2 separate regions of the Homo sapiens genome follow, and region 2 is linked to region 1. Evidence: chromatin contacts called from ENCODE Hi-C data. All regions are on one chromosome and are shown on one strand. The core of a region is the stretch at or near the end of the contact, and the rest is flanking DNA. Distances in the headings are between cores, read along the strand shown. Region 1 overlaps DOCK10 (dedicator of cytokinesis 10). Region 2 holds the start of CCL20 (C-C motif chemokine ligand 20).

What was found. Hi-C counts contacts between places; a loop is a spot of excess contacts on that map. Pooled maps may share reads with other maps.
Region 2: a loop to region 1 is called in a pooled map, with 8 times the contacts of the local background. The contact joins the promoter of CCL20 here to the enhancer-like site in region 1. A Hi-C loop is called at or near these places in 4 of 50 pooled maps.

What each region holds. Positions count from the first base shown.
Region 1 is chr2:224,926,436-224,929,821 of GRCh38, reverse strand. All of the region lies in intron 2 of DOCK10 (dedicator of cytokinesis 10), which reads left to right. Among named protein-coding and RNA genes, the nearest start is that of MIR4439, 82 kb to the left of the region's middle. Within about 2 kb of position 1,726, at least 14 of the 41 ENCODE cell types and tissues checked have a DNase peak (open chromatin) inside an H3K27ac peak, as active enhancers do.
Region 2 is chr2:227,812,422-227,815,745 of GRCh38, reverse strand. CCL20 (C-C motif chemokine ligand 20) reads right to left here and starts at 1,904. Exons shown (of 4, transcript NM_004591.3): 1 at 1,759-1,904; 2 at 178-292. The coding sequence starts at 1,834.

The DNA of each region.
Region 1 (3,386 bases), core at 477-2,976:
TCAAGGCCTCCCAGCTCAAAAAGAGAGTGGAGGATGCAGGTAGATGGGCTGTAAAGTTTTGGCATCTTCCCATGCTCATTTAAATTGAGGAGTGTCTCTGATTACTCCTTGATCTTTATCATTCTTGGCAGCGTAACAGACAATACAAGAATAACTCTTTGTTTTTCCAGTGTGAACATTCCAATAAATACACTGAACTATTTTATTCCATGGCTGCTTAAAACCCTTCTGTGGCTCCCCCACTGCCTTCAAAATGAAGTGCAATCACCTCGGCATGACCCAATGCCTGCTTCGAGATGTGGTCCTTGCCCATTTCTCAAAGCCATAGCCTACCCTCTCCCACCCCATCCCGGCCCATCATACACCGTCACCCTCATTCCCAACTGGGGTAAAAGATCAGCACAGTTCCAAACATACTATTCTATAACACACCCCAAACCATTTCCTTCCTTTATTCATTCAGCAAATACATGATGTATAATACTGAATACTGGGCATTATTTGATGAATGGAGACAGGAGTGATTAGACAGAAATCACCTGGGGTTCTAAGGGAGCTTACCTTTTGGTGGGTTTACTTATTAAAGATTTACTTATTCCAAACAAAAAGGTAAACCAATTAATTTACCAGATAATTCAGATAAAGACCAATTCTATGAGGAAAATAAAACTAGGCAGAATCTGATGATAGAATCTGAGTAGGGTAAGAGCTGTGTTGGTCTAGGTGACCAGGGACAAGCCTCTCTAAGAAGGCGACATTTAAGCTGAGTTCTGAGTTCTCAAGAAGGATCAGCCATGCTGGGGAAAGCATGTTTCAGGCTAAAGGGGTAGCTGGTGCAAAGGCCCTGAAGAGCTCCAAGATTGGAGATTGGTATGGCTGGACAGGATAAGGCGTTTGCATCTTATTCTAACTATAGGCAAGGGCAAGTCACAGGAGTGTTTCAAGAAGGAAAACAAATGACTGAGTGTGGATTCCTAAATATTAAAAGTTCATCTGGGCTCTGTGTGGAAAACACAAAACAAGGCCTAGACAAAGTGGGGAGTGTGATCCAAAGAATCATTTCCAATTAATCTCTGCCCAAGAGATTTTCAATGCTACCTAATCCTTACTATCAGCAAATGTCACATCCTCCAAATGGCTAAATTTTAATTTGCATTAAGCAACTGACAAACAAAAGGATAGTGTTAGATATTATCTCTACATAAAATTGCCTATTTTTGAATAATAGTGGAGATTGTTCCTCATTTTAACTGCTCTACAGAGTACAGCTTGGCAAACTGTCGCCCATGGGTGACCTGCTGCCTATTTTTTATGTCCCATGAGCTAAGAATGGTTTTTATGGTTGTTAAAATAGCTTAGGGAAAAAAAGATGATATTTCAAAACACATTAAAATTATCTGAAATTCAAATTCTGATACCCATAAAGAAAGTTTTATTGAACACGGACACCATTCCTTGACCTCTTGTCAGTGGCTGCTTTCATGATGTAAAGGCAGGGTTGCAACAGAGTTGCAGTAGAAGCAACAGAGACATTCAGCCGGAAAAGATTTATTCTTTGACGCTTTACAGAAAAAGTTGGCTGACATAGAGTACAACTGCATGCATTTTTGGTTTTTATCCTCACACTCTTTGTGGAATATAGGCGTGTCTGTAAATCTCTGATGTTACCTGCTTCACCCACAGCCTATGTCACATTTTAGGGACGTGGCGCACCAACAGGAAGTGTCCATGCAGTCAGCAAGCATGTCATTTCATCAGCTCTCCCTTCAGCAGTGGGTGAGGCTCCTCTGGGGTGTGTGGAGTCAATCTCCACGGAGTCAATGTGAAGTGGTCATAGAATGACCACCCCAATCCCAAGGCATTGAGGGATGGAAGGAGAGGGGCCGCTCCAAGCTTCCCACCCCCACCTCTAAATGTCTTTCATCCAGTTTCTGCCCTGCAGATTGGAGAATCCAGCTCACTTGTATGTTTCCACGTTACCAAGCACCCACACTTGCAGCACACATGATTCATTACTCGGTTTGTTTAATCAATATTTATTCAGCACCCACGAGCTGCTGAATATAGAACAGCACTTCCTAGACTAGTGAGACTGACAAGAAAAGCAAAAGCCCTGTGTTTAAGGAGCTCATGCCCTTTTATGGATGAAAAAGCAAGTTGATTTAGAATGCTTATGGTTAAGAAATACCGAGAATCAGAGACTTCGTCTGGTATCTGGTACACGAGAAAGATTACTTTTCACCAAGGCAGTATTCTTATATTGTGACTGTATATATTAAAAGTTTTTCTCTATTCACTCTGCTGTCCCAAGCCACAAATACCCTCATTTGCCTGGACCATACCTCCCCTCCAAGAAGTGGTTTTGTAACTGGTCCTCCTGCTTTCTTCTTTGCTCCGCTTTGATTCGTTCACACACAGTACTCAATGGAAGCTGTTAGGAACACAAATTAGATAACGCCATGCCTCTGGTTAAAACTTCTCAGTGGCTTCCCATTGCCTTAAGAGTCAAATCCAGCTCCTCCCATAACCCCTGTCATCTGGTTCCCCATGTTCTCTGAGCTCTCATCTAGCCTACTTTCCTCAGTCACTGCACAGACATCAAGCATTCTTTCTGTTCCCCCAACTTGCCAAGCTCATCCTCTCGGTAGGGCCTTTACACTCTCTGTATAGCTGGTTCCTATTTTTCAGTCACAACTCAGTTTAAATGTCACCTCTACAAAGAAGCATCCCTGACTTCCAAGCTACATTGCCCTCACACCCAGTTACTTTATAACATGACCCCACCTGCTTCTCTTGATAACACTTATCACCACTGGGAAATATCTTGGTTTGCTTTTTCACTCCTCTGTCACTTGTTTCTCACTGTTAGACAGTAGCCTCTAGCAGGACAGAGACTTCTTCTGTCTTGATTGTTGAAAGATTTTCAGCAGCTAAAGCAGAACTTGGCACAAAGCAGATGGAAAATAAATATTTATTTCATGAATTATCTTTCAGAAACATCTAGATTGCTATTTTATAACATAATGTTGATCCCTTGAGTACCTTGAGGAACCAAAAGGCTTTTCTGAAACAAAATTCTTGAGAACAAAGAGGATGAAGTAATTGGCTTTGCTTGATGGTAAGGAAAATACTTCCTGCTTTGGCACAACTCAACTCAACATATCACCTTAAAAAACAGCACTAAGAACACGTTTCCCTTTTTAAAGAGGCCCATTCCTTCTAACATAGTGCCTGGCTCATAGCTGATATCAGCAAAGCTTAGTTTCCTCCTTTTAACACTTTTTTTTAAAGAGATGGAGTCTCGCTCTGTTATCCAGGCTGGAGTGTAGTGGGAAGTCACTGCAGCCTCAAACTTGGCCTCTCAAAGTGCTGGGATTACAGGCGTG
Region 2 (3,324 bases), core at 655-3,154, 2.9 Mb before region 1:
TAGATATGTACTAAGACAAAGCTATCTTTGCCACATCATTTCTTTCTCTTTAAAATAAGATCTTATGTTCAAAACATCAGTAATTTCTGAATGAAACTCTAAAAAGGCAAACATTTTTAAAACTGAAGTTTCTAGGTATTCCTGATACAACTGAATTAAAATCAATTAATAACTTACATGATAGCATTGATGTCACAGCCTTCATTGGCCAGCTGCCGTGTGAAGCCCACAATAAATTTAGGATGAAGAATACGGTCTGTGTATCCAAGACAGCAGTCAAAGTTGCTTGCTGCTAAAAAAAAAAAAAAGTGAAAGGTATTGGATCCACATGAATAAACTTATCCTGTGATTGGTATTATAAAACTACCTTAAGTTGTGAAAAATCTAGTGAATCTCATGTATATGACGAATAAACCACTTAGAGGAGGAGTTTCAATGTCTTGGAAACCTTTGTAAGGTCGTTGAGAACCAATCTAACATAGTTTACAGTTCTTTGAAAAAACAGTTTGTGTGCCGAGAAGTTTTGGTTCAATAATAGAATTGAGAAACACAGGACTTCTCATAAGTGGGATATCTTCAGTAAGAAATACAAATTGACAATATTTCATTTCAGTTCACTATAATCATTCAAGAATATGAGCAGCCCCTTCCCTACTGCTTGAAGGAACCCTTATGTAGATAAACTTCCAAAAGCAGAAAATGAATAAATTGGCAGATTTTAATCTATTATCTGGCTACTAAGTATTGAGAAATAGAGCTACAAAGGGAAATATGATTTATAGGAGTGAAAACACTTTGAAATTGTCCTATTAATTAATAGGAATGTTTAATTTTGTTCATAAAAGTTCAACATGTGGTTGGGCATGGTGGCTCATGCCTGTAATCCCAGCACTTTGGGAGGCCAAGGAGGAAGGATTGCTTGCCTCCAGGAGTTCGAGACCAGCCTGGGCAACACAGTGAAACCCTGTCTCTACAAAAAAAAAAAAAATGTAAAAAAATTAGCCAGGTGAGTGGCACACGGCCGTGGTCCCTGTTATTCAAGAGGCTGAGACTGGAGGTTCACTTGACTCCAGGAGGTTGAGGCTGTAGTGAGCTGTAATCATGCCACTGCACTCTGGCCTGGGTGATGAAGTTAGACCCTGCCTCAGAAAAAAAAAAAAATTCAATGTGCATTTTTAGGAATGCACCTGTTGCTAAAAGTGTTGTGTGACTATTGAGCAATAAAGCAATACTTGGACATTCCCGAGTCAGATTACAACATGCTGTAAGGTAAGGGATTAATGTTATTTTAAAGTTGGCAAGCAATGTCCCCCATGCCTTGTGGGGATGTTGATGTCAGGTATTATAATCTACTTCTAAAGGATGAGTTTTGAACTTTACCAAAACTATTAAGTTGGGAGGTACGAAAGTTGGGGACACAGGAGGATTCTCTACATTTCAAAATGGCCCCATCTACTGGTAACATTACACACTTTATATCACTCCCAGAAACATCACTTTGGCTTTATCCTGAAGTTTAGGGATCTCTAAGAGCCCACCACTCCCCAAATCTGCTGAGATTGACAGCAGAGAGGAAAGCCTGATCCGCAGCAGTAACTCTTCTCTCCTCCACTCCACCATGGGCAGACAACTTCCATCACTACCTCTTGTATACTTCCTAACAGTTTTCCATCCCTTAGGGACCCCCAGTTGAGCTCAAGGCTAAAAGGAAAATGAAAATAGTCTTTCTTCTGTGCTAGCGGAAAGAGCGACACTTACCTTCTGATTCGCCGCAGAGGTGGAGTAGCAGCACTGACATCAAAGCAGCCAGGAGCAAACTCTTGGTACAGCACATGGTTTTTAGCTCAAAGAACAGATCTGCTCAGTGTTGAGTACCCAGTTCTTTGGGAGTGCTGTTATATTCTGACAGCAGCCTGGGATGGCCCTATTTATAGCAAATATTGGGAATGTACACAGAAGGCGTGTTGCCACATGGGGTTTTCCCCATTGATCAACTGGCCCCATCATGTCATCATAAAAAAAACCCGCAAGGAAAACTTCCTGCTTTTTCCTCATATTGGGAAGGTGCGAAGGTCAGGGTGGGGGACAGGAAGTTGAGAAGGGGAGAATCCTGTTAAATTCTTTGTATTTGCAAAGAGCAAAAGCAGCTCAGCCCTGTGACCCAGAAAAGACTTTCATCCAGTTTTAACTTAATCATTTTTGTGTCTGAAAATAGAGGATTAACAGCGATACAAAGGTCAGCCCCACACAGGAACATTCCAGAACTCCTATTGTTACACCCTATTTGCTTTCCAGAACCAGTCAAGGAGGAGGGGGAGGAGGAGCAGGTGGGATGCCAGGCATACTCTGCTACACATTTACCATCACATGGTTGAGGTTCAGCTGTCATGAAGAAGACCCTGAGTTGCTAGACTAACATTCAGAGCAGGTACTATAACAGTGCTACAGTACTGTCCGCAGTTAGAGTGGAAAATATCAGCCTTTAAGTAAGGCTCAAACCTCAGCTTCACCTTGATTTAATGTCAACTCTTCTAAGAATCTTATACATTCACATGGCTTTAATCAATATTGCAGTTCAGAAAATAATCCTTACCTACCTTTAACTCTCCATGATGATGTACTAATATAACTCAATATAGAGCCTCAGAATTGTTGAGGAAAGAAAACCTATCAGCAGTAGCTAGTCAGCACAGCAAATGTCAAATAACAGTACTAATGATGATAATGTAATATGAATCCCTAACCTAAGGCAGTATAAGAACTCTCCACTAGACCCAAATAGGTTGAAAGTAAAAGGATCAAAAGAAAGGTATACCAAACAGTAAACAAAAGAGAACTGGAGTTGGTGATGCCTATATCAGACAAAATAGATTTTTTTTTAATGTTACCGGAAATAAAAAGGGACTTTCATGGTAACACAAAATTAACCCATTGGGAAGATGTAAAACCTATAACCATATATATACCTAACAGTAGCACCCCAAACTACAGAAAGCAAAAACTGACAGAATTGAAGGGAAGAATAGGAAATTTTATTTTATTTTATTATTATAATTTCTTTTGAGACAGAATTTTGCTCTTGTTGCCCAGGCTGGAGTGCAGTGGCACCATCTCGGCTCACTACAACCTCCGCCTCCTGGGTTCAAGCGATTCGCCTGCCTCAGCCTCCTGAGTAGCTGGGACTACAGGCACGTGCCACCACGCCCAGCGAATTTTTGTATTTTTAGTAGAGACGTGGTTTCACCATGTTGCCCAGGCTGAACTCCTGACCTCATTACAGGCATGAGCCACCGTGCCCAGCAGAATAGGAAATTTAACAATAAA